Linked DNA regions of Homo sapiens: region 2 is linked to region 1. A link is an interaction called in ENCODE POLR2A ChIA-PET data of the cell type or tissue named here. Cell type or tissue: HepG2. All regions are shown on one strand. Links, peaks and the distances in the headings refer to the core of each region. The heading gives the core; the rest is flanking DNA. Region 1 holds the start of HPR (haptoglobin-related protein). Region 2 holds the start of PKD1L3 (polycystin 1 like 3, transient receptor potential channel interacting).

Region 1 (4,393 bases), core at 100-4,099:
GCAAAGAAGAACCAACACTGAGCCAAAGGACAAAGGGTCTCTCAGCAAGGCAAATTTACTTTTGCAGAATAGAGCTCCTGGTAAGTCTGGTTGCCACGAGAGCACCCTAAACAAAGGAAAGCAGAGGTTTTTATGTCTAACGCAGCTTGTCCCTGCTACTGTGTCCTGACTCCATTGGCTGGAGTTGGACTGCACAATCCGAACCCGGTTGGCTAACTTGCAAAGTGCAGGAATGTGGTTGCACTGGTGGGAAGGCGGGAAGATCAGTTTTGGTGGGAGAGGCTATTGCGACGGGAGAGGTAAATCACAGAGTGGGTAGCAGATGTGGAATGTGGGCTGTATGGGTAAGGACTGGCAGGAAGGTTGTTTACCAGGGTAGGGGAAACACAGAGAGTAAGGAAGTCTGGCCTTGAAAGCAGGAAACAAAGGACAAGGAAACTTAAGCAGGCTAAACTTTTGAAGAAGAATTTCTTACTGTATTTAACAATAATTTTAAACACTTATGTGGTTATTTCTAGTATTTTGTGATAATTCACCTTTAGGAAATGGTATCTCAAACCCCAAAATGCCAGAAGGTTACCTGGAAGAGAACTGGTGTCTGAAAGCAGGACGGTGGCCATGGGCATTGACACACAGGCGCCATCTGCCAGTTCACCATCTCGCTAACAGACGCCCACCATTCAGGCACTATTTGCTTCTATTAAAATAGTTTCTAGGCAGGGTGCGGTGGCTCACACCTGTAATCCCAACACTTTGGGAGGCCGAGACAGGTGGATCACGAGGTCAAGAGATCGAGATCATCCGGGCCAACATGGTGAACCACATCGCTACTAAAAATACAAAAATTAGCTGGGCGTGGTGGCACACGCCTGTAGTCCTAGCTACTTGGGAGGCTGAGGCAGGAGAATTGCTTGAACCGGGGAGGGGGAGGTTGCGATGAGCTGAGATCGCGCCACTCACTCCATCCTGGTGACAGAGTGAGACTCTGTCTCACAAAAAAAAAAGTTTCTAGTCTTATTATTTCAACATTTCAAAAAGTCTTTTTATTTTTTAAGATCTAAGTGTCTTAATTAGATGTATCCCAGGTACTAGTGTGTATCCCAAGTACTAGTCAATTAATTGTGTCATTCAAATGTGTTACTATTAGTCTTTCTTATTATACATTTTTAAAGAGGAAAATATCTGCTAGTAAATATATTCCGAATGCCAGGAAGCCTACCACGGGAGCTGATGACATACCCTACAAAGACAAAAACGTAACCTCAAGGAAAAAGACACTCCTGAGAGTAAATCTTATCTCCTGGGAAAGACAGCAGCACTGTCTTCTATGGATGCAGAAAAGGAGAAGATTTAACACACTAAGCCCTTTGGTTCACTATAATTTAGCCCATTTGCCCTGTTTCTTTGTTCTATTTCTGCATCTGTACCAATGTATGCAAAAAAGACTGAAATAAAGAACCAGAGGAAAGGCAGGAGGGAAAGCTGTGGACCCACCTCATCTTGGTTGGTCTTGCCTCTGGAAGAGCAGTGCTGTGGGGCATCTGCTGGTCTTTTTATGCTGCCACTAGCTCACTTCTCCCCCTTCTCCATTTCGTAATTCCTGTGTCTACAAACTTTGGACCTGGTAAGGTCTCTATCTTTTCCAGTAACAAAACTCCAAACATTGCCCCTGTTAAGAGTTGAGCTCTTGCTTCACACTTGATTTTCCCGTGGTGTTCTTTTTTGTTTTTTGTTTTTTTTGAGACAGAGTTTCACTCCTGTTGCCCAGGCTGGAGTACAATGGCATGATCTCAGCTCACCACAACTTCTACCTCCGAGGTTCAAGCAATTCTCCTGCCTCAGCCTCCCGAGTAGCTGGGATTACAGGCATATATCACCATGCCTGGCTAATTTTTTGTATTTTTAGTAGAGACGAGGTTTCTCCATGTTGCTCTGGCTGATCTCAAACTCCCACCCTCAAGTGATCCACCCGCCTTAGCCTCCCAAAGTGTTGAGATTACAGGTGTGAGCCATCACGCCCAGCCCCCTCGTGAGGGCTTTTGATCGTCTTTCTCTCACATCTTGATTTGTATTTTTGATCCTATCTTAGTTTCTTTCCATTCCACAAGTATTTGTTAAGTGCCTGCTGTATGCCCCATCCTATGCTCACAGCTACGTAAGTACAGATGGCTCCTTAGAGGAGGCAGTGCCTGCATGTTGAAGGCGGGTAGGAGGTGCTAATACAGCAAGGGGAAGGGAATTTCAGCAGAGGGCCCCCGAGGAAATAAAGCCCAAGAACTGGAGACGGCCGGGCTTGTCAGAGAGCAACATGGAGTTTGGTGTTGCTGAAGCCCACAGGCTGAGGCCAGGAGATGTTGCTAGGGAGGAAGGCAGAGAAGATGAGTGATCAAGAGAATGCCAGAGCTTTTCTCTTACCATTATTTTACCAGAAGCCACTTACTTAATACAATCAGACAATTCTTTAAGAAAACTGGGGAGTAGCTTGTTCTTCCAGGAAACTTGGTGCTGAAGAGAACTACCAGAGGAAAAGGTGTAAGTGACTGTGTTCTGAGAGGCATTTTTTTAAGAGTTTGACTGTTATTTTCCAGTTTCTGGCTATTACTTCTTTCACAGGTTCTAGAATATAAGTGTGCATCTTATTGGCCTACTGGCGCTAACCTGTTGAAGTTTATTGATGAATCTGCAGGGTGCCTGTGAGGAGAGCTTCACAGAGATGGCCAGACCTTGGTGAGAGAGAGTGACATCAGTGTCGTTTTACACCCTACAAAGGAGGGGCCGTATTTTGGCATGAGAAGAAGGTGCACTGGTGATTGGTGGTATTGAAAGCTTATAGCAAGAAAAAGTTCTGTTAGAAGAGCTTCTGTTTCTCAGAGTTCCAGAACCTTTCTTCTGGGAGACCCTTAATAGCATGACCTGCCATCAGGAGAGGAGGCTCAGACAGCCTGCATTTGATTCCTGGTGCAGGGTGGGTTTGTTCCCAGTAGGAAAAGCAGCTTCTACTGATGCAGGGACTCTACCTCCCCACTCTTTATGGAATACCAGAAGGTTATTGCTGATAGGGACATTAGCCATCGCCTGGCTCAAGTCCTTCATGGAAGAGACCAGGAACTGATGGCCAGGAAACCTAAATTACTTAGCAAATTTATGGGCCATTCTGTGATTTGGACTCAGTAAGTCCAGAGATCCTGCCTTTACATCATTGTCTTTTGTTTTCTGGAGTGCTGGTAGGTTAGATCCCAAACTCTGAAGTACTGTCTGTGTTAAAACACTTTTTCCCCATCCCATTTTGAGCTAGCCTCTTCCTCAACCAGGCCCATGCCTTTTCTCCTAATTCACTTTGAGGAGGCAACAGCATGCAGTGAAAGGACCTCTGAGTTTGTATCAAACAGACCTGGGTTCAAAGTTCTGCTTCCCTGTTTCATAGCTATGTAACCTTAAGCAACTCACTTACCATCTCTGAGTCTCTGTTTCCTTGTCTGTAAAACAAGGACAACAGTTAACTTTCTGGGACCTAGCATTCAATAGGCACTCAATCAGTGAGCATGATTCCCTAAGGTGGAAGAGTTTGTATCACCTTCGGGATTTCCAGTGGGTTTAGGGTGTTTTCTGCCATACTCCCAGTAGACTCTATACCTTCTGACTACCCTGGACCATAAAGGAGCAAATAAAAAAGACTCAAGACTGAACACAACACAGAAATGGGTCAAAAGAAAGCTCTTTATTGATTGACTCAGCAATGCAGGGCTGGCACCCATCAGCTTCAAACCACATCTTATCGCATCCACTCCTGTCCACTCCCGTCCACTTTGCCCTCTTCCAGGCTGAAATCTTGCTTTCAGGCAAGGGCTTCCGGCCAGCCTTGCATTAGTTCTCAGCTATGGTCTTCTGAACCCAGTCCTGGATGGAAGTCACCTTCACATACACACCATACTCAGCCACAGCACAGCTCTTATCAAAGCTTAAGATCCCAGTCGCATACCAGGTGTCCTCCTCCAGGTCGTGAACGGCAAAGGCACTGCCCGCATCGCCATAGCAGGTGTCTTCTTGGTACTTAGACATGCCAGCACAGAAGGTGTGTTCATTCAGTATGGGCTGCACCCCTACAGGGCTCTTCGGTGTCTTCTTTTCGGGGACTGTGCTGCCTTCATAATGCCTTATGCATTGGTCTTGGTCAGCCACAGGCAGCATGACATACTTCAGATGGTCAGTAAATTTAAAATTGGCATTTCGCCCCCAGCCAGAAACATAACCCACACGCCCTACTTCTGCATAATCCTTTGAAGGTAGGCAGATGGGCATCACTCTCTCATTAACAGACACCTTCTGTTTGAGTTTGATGAGCCCAATATCTACCTGGGAGTAGTTAGGGTGTAGAACAACCTTCTCAATCTCT
Region 2 (4,393 bases), core at 394-4,393, 62 kb after region 1:
AGTGGTTTTGTGTATGTGTCTAATGATATTCAGCCTGACGTTCTGCAATTTTAAAAATTATAATAAAGTATCATTTTTTAATCTGGAAAAAAAGCTTGAAACATATGTGTGGATGTATCATGCATTTATTTATGTATGTATATGAAGATGTTTAGAAGTTGAGGCTCTGTGAACTTTGAAAACAAAAGCATCCCACATCCAGATGATTCCATTGTCACAAACTCTTGAAAGGGTGGACTACTCTGCTCAGAAACCTTCCAAATAAACTGCAAGCCCTTTATTCTGGCATTTGAAACTCTCCCATTTTCTGGTTACAGTTCCTACTACTGTTCCACCAAGTACCCCCTACATGTACACACACACACACACACACACACACACACACTCAAGTATTTCTTTCTCTTTATCAATACCTTCCACTTTCCCACCTCTGTGTATTTATTCACATCGACTCCTCTGTCGAGATGTCCATTTCATCTGTCTAAATATTGCCATCTTAATATGTTCATTCCAAAAGCTGGAAGTAATTTCTTCCTTATCTGAACCTTCCCAGCAGCACCTAAGCTGTCCCTCTGGGCTGGCACTTTTCACTGCCTATATTAATTACAATTATTATGCCTTTTCTTCCCTAATTGGACTTTATGAAAGGGAGGATCATACTGTATTTATCTTTCATTTGATTACTGCAGTGTTTTTGGTGTTTTTCTTTTGGGTTTTTTTTTATTGTTTTTTTTTTTTTTTGAGACAGGGTCTTGCTCTGTCCCCCAGGCTGGAGTGCAGTGGTGCAATCTCAGTTTACTGCAACCTCTGCCAACCTACTGCCAAGTGATCCTACTGCCTCAGCCTCCCGAGTAGCTGGGATTACAGGCACGCGCCACCATGCACGGCTAGTTTTTGTATTTTTAGTAGAGACGGGGTTTCATCATATTGGCCAGGCTGGTCTTGAGCTCCTGACCTCAAGTGATCCGCCCACCTCGGCCTCCCAAAGCACTGGGATTACAGGCGTGAGCCACTACGCCTGGCTGATTACTGCAGTGTTTTTCAAACAGGATGTATTCTTGCAGTCTGTGTTTTAGAGAATTTCATAATTTTGGTGACCACTTCTGTACTGATTTTTAGAGTAACATAAGCATCATTTGGACTATCTGGATAACCATCTTAACCCTGAAACCTACCAAGCAGTTCAGTGCCCACATTTGTTTGAGTTTATGATCACTTTTTGGCACCAAGAAAGAACGAGCTGTAATACACGTGATGGATATGCAACAGGTGGAGACCAAATGACCTGCTGTGTGAACAAAGGTTTTTTTTGTGTGTGTATGTGTGTGTGTGAGTCAAATAAAGAAACGTGGTATCAGAACTGAACCCTCCCCATATCATAAAATAGCATGCATGCCAGATTCAAAGGAACCTGTGTAGTCGTAGGCCAGAGCCCTGTTTATCTGCCATTTAGCTTGGCAAAACTTGGATCTCATTGATTTTCAGTTTTGTTTGTATTTAATTTGTATTCATTCTTCCATTTAATATTGTTTTGTTTTTATGACCGTGTAAGAGTTTTAAGATAAAGTTCATGGACCAGGGACGGTGGCTCACACCTGCAGTTTGGGAGGCCAAGGTGAGAGGATCGTTTGAGTCCAGGAGTTCAAGGCTGCACTGAGCTATGATCATGCTACTGCCCTCCAGCCTGGGTGGCATAGTGAGACCCCATAAAAAAAAAATAGCATTTATGCCTAGTTCTGTTTGCATGTACTTAAGAGACAGAATACAGTAATTTAAATCAGTCCTGGGGGTAGCAGAGATGTAGGATGAACAAGTCAAGAGATTTAGTGTACAAACTGAAGATTACAGGTAATAAAACCATACAGTAGACAGGATTCATGCTAGATGAGATTTTAGCTGCTCTTGCTACAAAAACAAAAAAAAAAGTGGGTAACTAATGTGAGATGATGGATATGTTTGTTTTACTATAGTAACCTTCTTAATATCTATATGTATCCCATGACATCATGCTGTGTGCCTTAAATATACACAATAACATTTATTTTTTTAAAAAGTCAGGCCAGGTGCAGTAGCTCACGTCTGTAATCCCAGCACTTTGGGAGGCCGAGGTGGGTGGATCACCTAAGGTTAGGAGTTTGAGACCAGTCTGACCAACATGGCAAAACTCCATCTCTACTAAAAATACAAAATTAGCCAGGTGTGGTGGCACATGCCTCAACTACTTGGGAGGCTGAGGCAGGAGAATCGCTTGAACCCAGGAGGCAGAAGTTGCTGAGATGACACCATTGCACTCCAACCTGGGCAGCAAGAGCAAAACTCTATCTCAAAGAAAAAAAAAATCAATCCTAGGGGATCTGCAAGAATAACTTTCTTTAAAAAAAAAAAAAAAATGTGGCTGAGTGTGGTGGCTCACACCTGTAATTCCAGAACTTTGGGAGGCCGAGGTGAGCAGATGGCTTGAGCCCAGAAGAACACCCTGGGCAACATAGCAAGACCCTATCTCAAAAAAAAAAAAAAATTAGGTGGGCATGGTAGTGCACTCCTATAGTCCCCAGCTACTGAGGAGGCTGAGGTGGGAGGTTGAGGCGCAGTGAGCTGAGATCATGCCACTGCACTCCAGCCTGACCAACAGAATGAGACCCTGCCTCAGAAAAGAAAAAGCTACACTTATTAATTTTTAGCAGCACTAACTTAGATGTTAGATATTCATCATCCTCTACCCAGTGCAGCTTAGACTCAGCTTTATAATCGATCTCTATTTGCTAAAGGCATATTCGGTAGGTAGACACAGATGGTGGGGCCCCAGATAAAAAGGGCCATTGTTTTATTGATCTCTGCTATTTGTTTTCAGCTTGTAGGACCTGCACCTGGGTCCTCAAAACAAAACCTTTTGTATCCTTGGTAAATTGTTCCCAATTCATAAAAGAATAATACTAATAAGACAAGCCCGCCAATATATATATTTAAAGGACCAGGCAGCTGCTAAACCCCCACACTTTTTCTTGCTACAATTCAGAGAAAATGTTCTTCAAAGGAGGAAGCTGGCTTTGGTTATACATCAGAACAAGTATTATTCTAGGAAGTGAGCTAAACAGCCCAGCACCACATGGGCAAAATAATTGTTACCAGCTTAACAGATTTCAATGCAGCTTTGAGGAAGCACAGCATTACTGTCATGTGCAGAGAGGATTCCTAGCTCATATTTGGAACAAGGAAGTTCAAGATCTCATCCGGGACTATCTGGAAGAAGGAAAGAAGTGGTGGATTGGGCAAAATGTAATGCCATTGAAAAAGCATCAAGACAACAAATACCCAGGTAAGACCCTGGGGTTCAGTGTTTATGAAGGAAACTTCCTTATATTTTATTCTGGGACAGAAAAAAAAAAGAAAATCTTAATCTTTCTGCTTTTGTAGACAGAAAAACCAGTCACTTTACTTCATTACCATCTTTCCTCTGAAATATTTCCATTTTGTGCGACAGCCTTTGATTTGTCTGTTAGCAAAAATGATGCAATTTTTCCTGGAACCCATCTAAAGTTAACTTACCTGACCTTTCACTAAAAGAATTATGCTACGTTCCAAAGACAGAAACTTTGATGGTCATTTTTTTCCTAATAAACATCTCTTCATTATTCTGATCTCTAAGTTTCCTAACACAAAACTAAGAGGAAGAGTATCTACCTATTGTCTTTCTTACAAAGTGTTTTCTTTTTCTTTTTTTTTTTTTTTGAGATGGAGTCTCGCTCTGTCGCCCAGGCTGGAGTGCAGTGGTGCCATCTTGGCTCACTGCAAGCTCCGCCTCCCGGGTTCACGCCATTCTCCTGCCTCAACCTCCCGAGTAGCTGGGACTACAGGTGGCCGCCACCACGCCCGACTAATTTTTTGTATTTTTAGTAGAGACGGGGTTTCACTGTGTTAGCCAGGATGGTCTTGATCTCCTGACCTCGTGATCCGCCCGCCTCGGCCTCCAAAAGTGCTGGGATTACAGGCGTGAGCCACCGCGCCCGGCCCTTACAAAGTGTTTTCAAAGTTATGCACCATAATCTTGAAGTTTTAGAGACAAATCCAAGCCATTATTATATCATTCTCATCATCTTCATTAACGTGTAGATAAAGTAATACTAAGCCTTGTGGTAAGGAACACATATGAAAAAATAAACTATAATGTATGGGAGGAAATTCTACATTTTTATCTATTGGAAGTCAGTCAAATTTGGCTTTCATATTTACTTTTAAAAAATGCCTGGCAGGGTGGGTGTGGTGGCTCACGCCTGTAATCCTAGCACTTTGGAAGGTGGAGGTGGATGGATCACCTGAGATCAGGAGTTCGAGACCAGCCTGGCCAACATGGTGAAACCCCATCTCTACTAAAAATACAAAAATTAGCTGGGCG

Evidence for each region. ChIA-PET counts read pairs that join two places held together with the same protein. Peaks named below come from ENCODE experiments on the same cell type or tissue, not always from the same donor. Only the 100,000 strongest peaks of a DNase experiment are listed, where the experiment ranks them.
Region 2: POLR2A ChIA-PET joins it to region 1 with 7 read pairs; 2 of 35 experiments call an interaction of 5 or more read pairs at or near these places.

What each region holds. Positions count from the first base shown.
Region 1 is chr16:72,060,362-72,064,754 of GRCh38, reverse strand. It overlaps HP (haptoglobin), which reads right to left. Exons shown (of 7, transcript NM_005143.5): 7 at 3,700-4,393. The coding sequence ends at 3,865. It overlaps HPR (haptoglobin-related protein), which reads right to left and starts at 1,529. Exons shown (of 5, transcript NM_020995.4): 1 at 1,495-1,529. The coding sequence starts at 1,499. In HepG2, for the core only: no CTCF peak of the experiment used is centred there; DNase peaks (open chromatin) are centred at 124 and 1,669; H3K4me3 peaks cover 1,423 bases.
Region 2 is chr16:71,998,607-72,002,999 of GRCh38, reverse strand. PKD1L3 (polycystin 1 like 3, transient receptor potential channel interacting) reads left to right here and starts at 2,598. Exons shown (of 30, transcript NM_181536.2): 1 at 2,598-3,316. The coding sequence starts at 3,022. In HepG2, for the core only: no CTCF peak of the experiment used is centred there; no DNase peak of the experiment used is centred there.